Linked DNA regions of Homo sapiens: regions 1 and 2 are each linked to region 3. The links are chromatin contacts, found by Hi-C or POLR2A ChIA-PET in ENCODE. All regions are on one chromosome and are shown on one strand. The core of a region is the stretch at or near the end of the contact, and the rest is flanking DNA. Distances in the headings are between cores, read along the strand shown.

What was found. Hi-C counts contacts between places; a loop is a spot of excess contacts on that map. ChIA-PET counts read pairs that join two places held with the same protein, here RNA polymerase II (POLR2A). Pooled maps may share reads with other maps.
Region 1: a map with no recorded cell type shows a loop between it and region 3 (9-fold over the local background). The contact joins the promoter of CCDC152 here to the promoter of ZNF131 in region 3. A Hi-C loop is called at or near these places in 2 of 37 single-sample maps with no recorded cell type and 1 of 50 pooled maps. POLR2A ChIA-PET finds 5 or more read pairs at or near these places in 1 of 52 experiments (A549).
Region 2: a loop to region 3 is called in a map of gastrocnemius medialis, with 5 times the contacts of the local background. The contact joins the promoter of SELENOP here to the promoter of ZNF131 in region 3. A Hi-C loop is called at or near these places in 3 of 168 maps with a recorded cell type or tissue (HepG2, cardiac septum and gastrocnemius medialis) and 7 of 50 pooled maps. POLR2A ChIA-PET finds 5 or more read pairs at or near these places in 2 of 52 experiments (HEK293 and HepG2).

Annotation. Positions count from the first base shown.
Region 1 is chr5:42,755,202-42,758,466 of GRCh38, reverse strand. It overlaps CCDC152 (coiled-coil domain containing 152), which reads right to left and starts at 1,649. Exons shown (of 9, transcript NM_001134848.2): 1 at 1,582-1,649. RefSeq lists enhancers at 593-1,092, 1,093-1,594.
Region 2 is chr5:42,810,592-42,814,088 of GRCh38, reverse strand. SELENOP (selenoprotein P) reads left to right here and starts at 2,197. Exons shown (of 5, transcript NM_005410.4): 1 at 2,197-2,253. RefSeq lists an enhancer at 1,473-2,038.
Region 3 is chr5:43,118,960-43,122,595 of GRCh38, reverse strand. It overlaps ZNF131 (zinc finger protein 131), which reads right to left and starts at 1,682. Exons shown (of 7, transcript NM_001330707.2): 1 at 1,473-1,682; 2 at 419-557. The coding sequence starts at 542. RefSeq lists enhancers at 27-594, 595-1,163, 1,961-2,020 and silencers at 741-1,000, 1,431-1,780.

The DNA.
Region 1 (3,265 bases), core at 400-2,899, 360 kb after region 3:
CACTTGTCTTTAGATTTTTCTATAGCAAAGAAGAAAGGGAAAATACAAGTTTGAAATTCAGGGATGTTAGGTTGAGGAAAAAACATGAACCAATGTATGGTGTGTGAAAGCGGTAACTAGTCCAAAGTAAAATGTAAGTAAAATTCCTGATGTAGTTACTCAAAGCAATTTGGGGGCATATTATTGTTTAAAAGGAAGTTAACCAAAACAGATATTGCTTGACAATATGTTATTTCATCAAGATATCTCATTTTCTTCTTTTGAAATATTTTGCATTAGCAATTATTAATGGTTTTTAAATCTCAGATTTTTGGCTGTATATTTTGTTTCTTGAATTATTATCTCGAATTATTATCTTATGTATGACATATGCAAGCACAACTACATATAAAATCCCTTAAATAGTTAAAACTTGATCCTTACAGCAGAAAAATATTTGTTAATAGCCTCCCATGATACAGTAAAATTCCTTTTGGAGTAAAATTAAAAATAATTGCTGTTTGATAGTACTGTTATTCTTTAATAGTGCTACATAGTAATCTGAAGTAGTTAATGGAAACTCCCTCCACCCCCACCTTTTTTTTTTGGTACCTAACCTTTTAAATAAAAAAGGTTTTACTAGGGTTTTGTCTCAGAATCTGGCTCTTGAAATAAATGCATTTAAATTTGAGCTTGATTTTCTCTCAACTCCTTCCCCCAAAGAAGACCCTGTTATTTCCTTGTAAAACCATCACTAATATTCCATTTGCTATCGTTGCATGATATCCCTTTTGCCATAATGGCAGAGCCAGGCAATTCATTTCTAGGTATCTTCATTGCCTGCTCTTCTGATTTCTTAGGTCAAGATCCTTTCAGTGAATATGGTCTTGCCCTGTGAAATTCGGTGTCAAGCTGGTGATTCAGTGCTTGTCAAATTCCTTAGTGAGCCGCAGAGACTGATTTGTGACCTTCAAGGCTCAGCTTCAACCGTCCCCACAGGCAAGTGAAAGTCCCATTTCCTTCTTTGTCTTCTTGCCTGCTGGCTTCAACCATCCCCACAGGAGCGTGACAGTTCCGTTTCCTTTTGGGTCCTCCTGTCTGCTGGCTTGAGTCCCGGGGCTCGTCCTCTCCCCTACCCCACACAGTTGGTCCTTCGCCGCTCGCCTGCCCCACGCTCTGGTCCCTCCTCTTTCCTCCTCACCTCCCCTCAAGAATTCACTCTCAGTCCTGAAGCCTGGGTCCCCTGGCTCCCTCTCCGTCATCCTAGTGTCCTTAGGGACCTAGCAGAAATAAAGGATGGGGGCCGAGGACCCGCGGATGTGAGAGAAGTGCCTGAGACAAAAACCTGTATGGACCCAGAGCACTGTAAGGAGATAAGAAGAAAAGCATCTCTATGGAAAAAGCGGGAGTTTCGAATCGCTTTCTAGCGTCCTTAGCGGCCTAGCAAAAATAAAGGATGGGGGCCGAGGACCCGCGGATGTGAGAGAGGTGTCTGAAAAGAAAAGCCTGTAATGGACCCAGAGCACTGTAATGAAATATGAAGAAAGGAATCTCTATGGAGAAAGCGGGAATTTCGAACCGTCAATAGAATTTGGAGTGTACCTGCTGTTGCTCCTAGTTCCCCACAGTCTCCCTTTCCGCTGCCTCTGGGGCCTGGTACACCCCTGAATGCTGTCCCCTCCTCCGGAAGCCGAATCCCCCAACAATGGGCCCGCCTTTCTCTGGGCCCGCCCTGTGCGCTATGCTGGAGCTCCTACCACCAGCAGTTCTTACCAACTTGGCCCAGCTCCGCTCAGCATCTGCGGCTGCTTAGGTATTTTCATGTGGTTTCCAGAACATGAATCAACACCGGATCAATAATTGTTTCCCCAACCAAAGAATAAATCACATTGGGTGTTCTGAATTGTGAGTCAGCTCCATTGAATAAATAATTATCCATATCTATTTTTGTAACTTATAAAATTGCCTTTTAAAATTCCAGAGCCAGTTAATAGATATGGTTTCCCATCTACAGAGTTATATCTTGGTAGCTTAATGATTAAGGGCGTGGGCTCTTGCGTGGATTCAAACCCCAACTCTTCTCTTTTTCCGTGGGTGATAGTGGGTAAGTTCTTAATTTCATGCACCTAAGCATCTTCATCTGTATAAGAGATTAATTATAATGCCTGCCTCTGCCGGGCGCTGTGGCTCACGCCTGTAATCCCAGCACTTTGGGAGGCCGAGGGGGGTGGATCACCTGAGGTCAGGAGTTGGAGACCAGCCTGGCCAACATGGTGAAACCCCGTCTCTACTAAAAATACAAAAATTAGCCAGGCGTGGTGGCGGGCTCCTGTAATCTTACCTACTTGGGAGGCTGAGGCAGGAGAATTGCTGGAACCCGGGAGGCGGAGGTTGCAGTGAGCGGAGATCGCACCATTGCATTCCAGCCGAGACCCGCAGCAGCAAGACTCAGTCAAAAAAAAAAAAAAGAAGCCTGCCTCTTAGGACGGTTGTGATGATTAAATGAAGTGATGCATTTATAAGGTGCTTAATGGAGATCCTTGCTTAAAGTAAGTGTTCAGAAATGTTAATTATTAGAATTTTTGAATGTTGTTCAGTAATAGTTTGAAAGCGAATCCACTGCCAACTTTGCTCATCTGCTTTTTTTTTTTTTTCTGAGTGGGAGATGGGAGGTTTATTTTTGTTAATGTGATTTTTCGATAGACTCCAAAATTTGGCAAGTGAAAAAATATAAACAGTAATATGATAACCCATACTTTACTAGTTGAAAGGTAGTGTGGCATAATGGCAAGAAAATTAGGTTAAAGTGGAAAATGGGGGTTGTAGTCTTCACTCTGCTGCTCAAATAAGCTTTCCCTAACATTAGTAGCAACACATAGAAATATTGAAAATGACCTGCTGAATTGCGGGTTCTACCCAATTAGCAAATATAAAATGTTCCATGTAACTCATGTCATAATAACTTTTGAAACAAGCCCATTTTAAGACCCTAAATGCTAAAATGCTACCTTCTCCATGAGTCATTCACTGATCGTATCAATCAGTTGTGATCTACCTTTCCTTACTCTATGGAACATGCTAGCTTTCTGTGGCATTTGTTAAGACTGAATTGATGTATTACCTCTTTTGCTGTATTTATTATTGGCTCCTTGGGGGAAGAAACTCTATTTTCTTTATATATATATATATATATATATATATACACACACACACACACACACACACGCGCATGTATGTATGTATGTATGTATGTATGTATTAAGTTCCACCTAGGCCCATCCTAGGC
Region 2 (3,497 bases), core at 948-3,447, 310 kb after region 3:
ATCAGGCCACACTTCCACTCAGATGGAGTGGGGCAAGTTCCAAAGACTAGTCTTACCAAGTCAAGCCAAGTCAAAACCAGAACAAAAGTGCCAATACAGGCACGCCGTGGGTGATCAGGCCACACTTCCACTCAGATGGAGTGGGGCAAGTTCCAAAGACTAGTCTTACCAAGTTTCAGATGTCGCGACTCCAAGTGCCAGTTCTTTCCGGTGTTCAGCCACCGTGTTAATCCTCTGCAGGGGCCTGCTATGCGCTGCTCTGGCAAGGCATTCCACCGGGGCAATTTCCTACCCGGGAGCGTTCTTTGGATCGCGTCACTCAGGCTGACTGGAGTCCCCTGCAGGGACGCTCCACAGGACAGGCCTAAGCCGCCTAACGGGTTAGCTCTGCCGTCTATGTCTATCAGTTACCTCGTTTCCTGGTCAGGGAACCAAGAAATGTAGCAGGACGAGCTGCAGACAAAACCTTTCAGACACTGAGTTGTAGAAAGAAGGGCTTTATTCAGCTGGGAGCGTGGGCAAGCCACTGCCTTAAAATCCGAGCTCCCCGAGTGCACAATTTCTGTCCCTTTTAAAGGCTCACAATACTAAAGATTTCACATGTAAGGGTTGTGATTGATTGGAGCAAGCAAGGGGTACATGACAAGGGCTGCGTGCACCGGTGGTCAGAGAGAAACAGAACAGGGCAGGGAGTTTCACAGTGTTCTTCTGTACAATGTCTGGAATCTATGAATAACATCGGTTTCGAAGTTATGAATTGATTTTTAACTACTGGGTTTAGGCCAGGCAGGCCCAGGCCTGGTTTGGGCCTGGCACCGGGCTGCCTGTCTTTGATTTCACATCCTTGTTTTTTTTTTTCCTTAAAACAGGTACTGAGTATAAAACAATATGAGAGGGTCTCTCTCTTTCCTCAATATGACTACTTAAATTGGTCAAGGAAATGAACTACAGGGAGGAATATCTGCTTTGTACAAAGATTTTTTTAATGACACTCTTTAAAAAAATGATTATGTATATGTGCATTTTAACTGGATTCTCAAAGAGATATGGGACCCCAAAAGGCAAGTAACAACTGCTCAGGGCAAGTAAAGAGAACTTGGATTTCAAATGGTAACCTCCTAATTTGATAGGAAGTTTCTTGAAAGGAAGGATAACATCTGAGTCTCTTTGTAGTTCCTGCACCTTGTACAACAGTATTCAGCATACAGCAATCAGTGGGGGATTATTTGGAAAAAAATTAATTGATGAAAAAAGCAAGGCCTACTCGAAAACCATTGCTATCTAGGAATGACATCATTTGACATTGCTCCTTACCTCACCTACAGTGAGCATGCCAACTTACAAGCGTTACCAGAAAGAAAATACCCTCTTCTGAAATAGTAGGAATTAGCTATTTCATTTGTACATCTTGAAATTTCCACACTCTTTCCATGTCCAACTACTACCTTTAATTTTTATTTTTATGGTATTCACATTTGTAAAGATTTTATATTCGATCCTCAAAAAATTCTGGGGATGCATAGGTCTTCCAGGAAGTACGACTTCAGTGACAATAAAAATGAGGTCTGATTTCCCTCAGATAGGAAGTCTATTTTTCTATTTCCTTAAATTAACAAGAAAAGAGCAGTGGTCCTGTGAAATCCCATATGAATTCAAGTTATAAACATAGAACACAATCGACGTGTAAGTCTGTAACAACAGGAGACCAGAGTAACTTGTAACAGCAGGTGACTTTTCTAACAAAGGTCACACTGTGTGGGCTAAGCTAGCACCTCATCACTGCAAGAAGCAAAACAAAAGGAAAAAAAAGCTTCTCTCTCTCTTTTTTTTTTTTTTTTAAAGCAGCAGCATAATTCGCTGGCTCAGCAAATGTTTTTCCCTGTTATAGTTTGGGAAAGAAGGCAACTTGGAGGCCTTGTTTACCCTTAGCCCTTCCTCCCGCCCCCGACTGTACCATTAAATCCTAGATTCTAGGGTGACTGAAAAGGATAGGGAATAAATTAGTAATTGTCAAAATGTTTTCCCCATATTATGCATGGCAGCACTTGCTACTTTCTTTTAAGTTGATAACAATCAGCTCAGGGGTTTGCTCTGCTTGCAAGGTCACTGCAAGAATGAACATTGAACTTTGGACTATACCTGAGGGGTGAGGTAAACAACAGGACTATAAATATCAGAGTGTGCTGCTGTGGCTTTGTGGAGCTGCCAGAGTAAAGCAAAGAGAAAGGAAGCAGGCCCGTTGGAAGTGGTTGTGTAAGTAGGAACTTCGTGTTTTCTGATACTTTATTCTTTTAAAGTTTGGTAAATATTTTTTGAGTCTGATAAATTGTTTTTTTCCATAGAATAGATTCAGAAAACTGGTGGATAGAGGAAATAAAAATAATAAAAGAGAAAAAGAATAAGAAGAGTCTGAACTTAGGTGTGGTAGGTGAAGTTCCCAGTGCGCACATTTGTCAGTTCTTGATTTCTGCCCTGTCTTCTGCACAGCTGAGAGCAGAGGAAGCTGGAGAAATCCAAACCTTTTATTCTATAATCTGTTGTGATGTTACATAGGCAGTATTATATGTTCAAATTTAAATATTTTCCACTGAAGGGCAGAGTAAGAACAAACAGGGAAAAAACCCAGCCATTTGGATTTGAAGAGCAGACACTGAAATATGCTCATTCTAGTGTTGTAGAAATGTCCAGGGATATTGTGAGCAGTTTCAGAAGAAAAAGTGGTGGAATGGGGTACAGTAGGTTCAGTCCACAGTGCAGAAGTGGTCACCCTTAAAGAAGCTAAAACCCATGTCAACAATTAGGTGGTCTGTGATTAAATGCAAACTTTTGTATTTTAAATGGTGAATGAGAGCATTCAGGTGAATTAGGGGCTTTCAGATGCTGGCCTAAAGTTCAGAGGTGGAGGACAGAGAAAGTTTGTACATATCCTGCTTTTTAATGAGTAATTTTAAATAAATGTAGGTCTGAATGTGGCCATGAAATTTAAGTTTCGCAATTGAAAAGTGGTGACATAGTGAAATTTACAACTACTTTTCAATTCTTATTGGATCAGCTTCCAGGAAACCCAATTTTGTTATTTATCTTCATTATTTTTATATAGCTGTCTGACAACTATAATTATCAAAGGTTTACGGTGTAAGAAATAATTTTAAGAAAACAAAATTGAGCAGCCTGTTGATTATAATGACAGAAGAAATCCGAAAGTGTGAACTCTTAAGCTACAACTCTCTGCCAATGGGTTATTTTTTCATCATAAACCTAAATGAGGGAAATGAGTGAAACAGTCTTTTCATTTGTATTCACCATTCAGCTACTTGCAATATGTGCTCTGGGCTGGACGCGGTGGCTCACGCTTGTAATCCCAGCACTTTGGGAGGCCAAGGCAGGCGGATCACGAGGTGAGGAGTGTAAGACCAGCCTGGCCAACATGGTGAAACCCCGTCTCTACTAAAAATAAAAAAATTAGCAGGACGTGGTGGCGAGAGCCTGTAATCCCA
Region 3 (3,636 bases), core at 433-2,932:
GGAATCTCTCATTCTCCCTTCAAGACCATTTGGGAAACTAGAAAAAAAATCAACACTTCCCAAATGACTCCTGTAAGGGACTTCTCAAAGCTTACCAACAAGAGGCTATCAACCAAACATTTTGAGACAATCTGTCCCCAACGACATCATCTTGCACTCAACAGGATGTAAGAAGTTAAAATGAGATGAACACCAGACTACGTGGAAGGCATGACTGACCAACCAGCCTTCTGCAGCACGCTGTGTGAGTGGACACTGACAAGTGCAATCTGGTCCCAGTGCACACACTCTGCAGACTTTGGTAGGGAGACCATAGAGGATGGGTTAAAAAAAAAAAAAAAAAAAAAAAGGCGGGTGTCCGAAGGACAGAAAAAAACTGAAGCCAAAAATTCGCTCCTCTGCCCACTGCCCTACCCACCGTCGACAATTAGGGTGATGTCAGTAAACCGGTCCTGCTCTCGCTGTTCATTCAATCGGTCGAGGATCATTTTATGATGTTCAGGGAACTCCTGAAGGCATTCCATCGTCTCTTCAGCCTCCATGGCCGTCGGGCTGCTCTACAAAAGAAGAGCATGATAATGTACACCCATGAGCTCGAGCCGAGGAACAAAACCCCTAAAGCATAAAACAACAACAAAAAAAACCAGCAACGTGAAAAGAAGGGGGGAGGGTGAAGCAAGAGGAGAGAAAGGCGAGGGAAGAAAGGCGAGCCGAGCGGCCCCGGAGCGTTGAGACCGGAGCCGCGGCCGCGGGACTCCGAGCCTGACCTAATTGGAGTCGGGAGACGCGAGCTAGAGCGGGGTGGGCACAGCGCCGGAGGTTCCGAGCGCCAGGGCGCGCAAGTCCAACAAGGGAGGGGACTCGACAGCCGTGGCGGTCCTCTAACGGCCCGCCAAGCCCTTCTGCCCGGCCGGGGCTCCCACCGCCCCGGGACCCGGTCCGGCCCGCGACCCACAACGACTCTCGGGTCGCCTCTCCCTCCCCCGCCCTCCCTCTTCTCCCCCGCCCCGACCGGGCCGGCACTCACTGAGGGAAGGAGGAGCGGCCCAGGCTTGCGCGTCACTTACGTCGACGCACACCGTCACCGCGTCGAGCTCCGGCTGACGCGGACGCCTTCCGGGCGCCGACCAGCAAGGGAACGGGCCACGCCCCTACCCACACCCCTCAGTGGATGGGCGGGGCCGAGCGCGGGGATTTGGCGCTCACGAAGGGCGAGGGCTTGCTCTCTGAGAAGAAACCGGGCAGCGGTGGGCTTGGGCTACTGCAGAGCCTGGCAGGGCCAGAAGCTGGGAACCTAAGTCATTGCCCTTCAACCTCTCACCCTCCCCAGCTTGACTCCAGGGGCGGACACTTCCCGACCCGAGCCCGGAATGAACTCGCCAACCGTCCTCACAGCCCAGCTACTGCGCGGCCCCTCCCGCCCCGTCCTGCCCCGCCCCCTTCCTTCCGAGACCTGGGTTGGCCCGCCTTACCTAGCTCGTGGGTCGCCCTCCTTCCTCTCCGTCCCTCAGAGCCTCTTGTTCCGTGCTTTCCCCTCCCAGGGCATAATGCGCCCCACGCCTTTCCTGACCCCTAACCCGTGGGTCGCCCTCCATTTTCTTCGTGAGAGCCGGGGCTCCCCTTCTGCTCGGGCCCCGCTGGCGCACGTGCGTTCGGTTGGGCACCCGGGCGGCCGCGGCCCCGGCAGCGGCAGCTACGGGCGCGAGCACGTTCGGGCCGCCCGGAATCTTCCTCCGCGAAGCGCGCCCTCCCCGCGCCCTGCCGCAGCACGTGCTTGCTGGGCTCAGGACCTGGAGCTGCTCAGAATTATTTACACCGGATCCCGTTAGTGCAGGCCTTCCCCACTCCTTTAAAGAGTCCAGGCCGGCGCGGTGGCTCATGCCTGTAATCCCAACACTTTGAGAGGCCTGGGCGGGTGGAGCACATGAGGTCAGGAGTTCGAAACCAGCCTGGGCAACATGGCGAAACCCCGTCTCTACTAAAAATACAAAAATTAGCCGGGAATGGTGGTGGGCGCCTGTAATCCCAGCTATTCGGGAGGCTGAGGCAGGAGAATAGCTTGAAGCGGGGAGGTGGAGGTTGTAGTGAGCTGAGGTAGTGCCACTGCATTCCAGCCTGGGCGACAGAGCGAGACAACGTCTCAAAAAAAAAAAAAAGTCCAGTGACCCACAGTCAGCTGCATGTGACTGCTTCCTTAATTCCTCCAAAGAAATATTATATATAAATACATTTTGAGGATAATTCTATAATTGAGATTTACTTATTTTTTTCTCTCAAAGAACTTGAGAATTGGGATTACGGAGGAACTCAAATAGCTATATGGTAATAATGTCATCATAACTTCAACAGATATGTATTGAGAATCCTAGTACTAGACACTGAGAAGTCCAGCTGTGAACAAGGTATATGTGGTTTCTGCCTTTCTGAATCTTAAGTCTAGTAGACTGCATAGATATTTTGAACAGTAATTGCCTAGGTGCTTGCTGATGAGTTTTGCAACACCTGAAGAACGAAGTAACTGGGTGTCAAGGAAAGCCAGTTGACCTGTAAGAAGAGATGTGGGCGGGCGCGGTGGCTCACGCTTGTAATCCCAGCACTTTGGGAGGCCGAGTTGGGGAGGAGGAGTTCAGCCCAGGAGTTTGAGGCCAGCCTGGGCACATAGCGAGACCCCATCTGTATTAAAACAAAAAATGTTTTTAAGTGATGTGAAGTCTAAGTGTTCTTAGCCAAAAGTATAGCACATGCAAAGGCACCAAGATTATAGCATTCAGGAAACTGAAACAATGTTGCTGGATAGACGCACAAGGGTGCCTTATAAAAAGTGTTGAAGATGTCAGATTTTCTTTTTGCAAGGGGAAGCCTTGCCGCATGGTGACATCCTAAGATGTACTTTTTAAAGAGATAATTCTAGCCCCAATATGGAGAACAGATTAAATGGGACAAGCTGCTAGGAATAGAGATCAACTGGGAGACTGTTAGTAATGTAGATGAAACCATGGGGGAAAATGGAATTAGAGAGCTGGTCAGAATCTAGAGATAGGCTGGGCGCAGTGGTTCAGGCCTGTAATCCCATCACTTTGGGAGGCCCAGTCGGGGAGGATCGCTGGAACCCAGGTGTTCAAGACCAGCCTGGGTGACATGGTGAAACATCGTCTCTACAAAATACAAAAAAATTAGTGATGGTGTGCACCTATTGTTTCAGCTACTTGGAAGACTGGGGTGGGAGGATCACTTGAGCTCAGGGAGGTTGAGGCTGCAGTGAGCTAAGATGGTGCCACTTCACTCCAGCCTGGGCAACAGAGTGAGACCCTGTCTCAAAAAAAAAAAAAAAAATCTAGAGATAGAACCAACATTGGCTGTAAAGCATGCCATAGATACTAAATAAATATTGCTGGATATATTGGTGACAAGGGAGAAAGAATAGTCAAAGATGGCTCCTGGATTTCTGGCTTGAGCCAGTAGATTGTTGGCACCATCTACCAAAATAGGAAATACAACTGGCGGAGCTGGATGGGGAGAGAGGATGGAACCAGAGGTGTTATTATAAGGAGATAATGTTAGAGGCCCTTGGATATATGGGCCTACATATAGTTTAGGGAAGAAGACTAACCGTAGAGATAGAGATTTGCAAGTTTA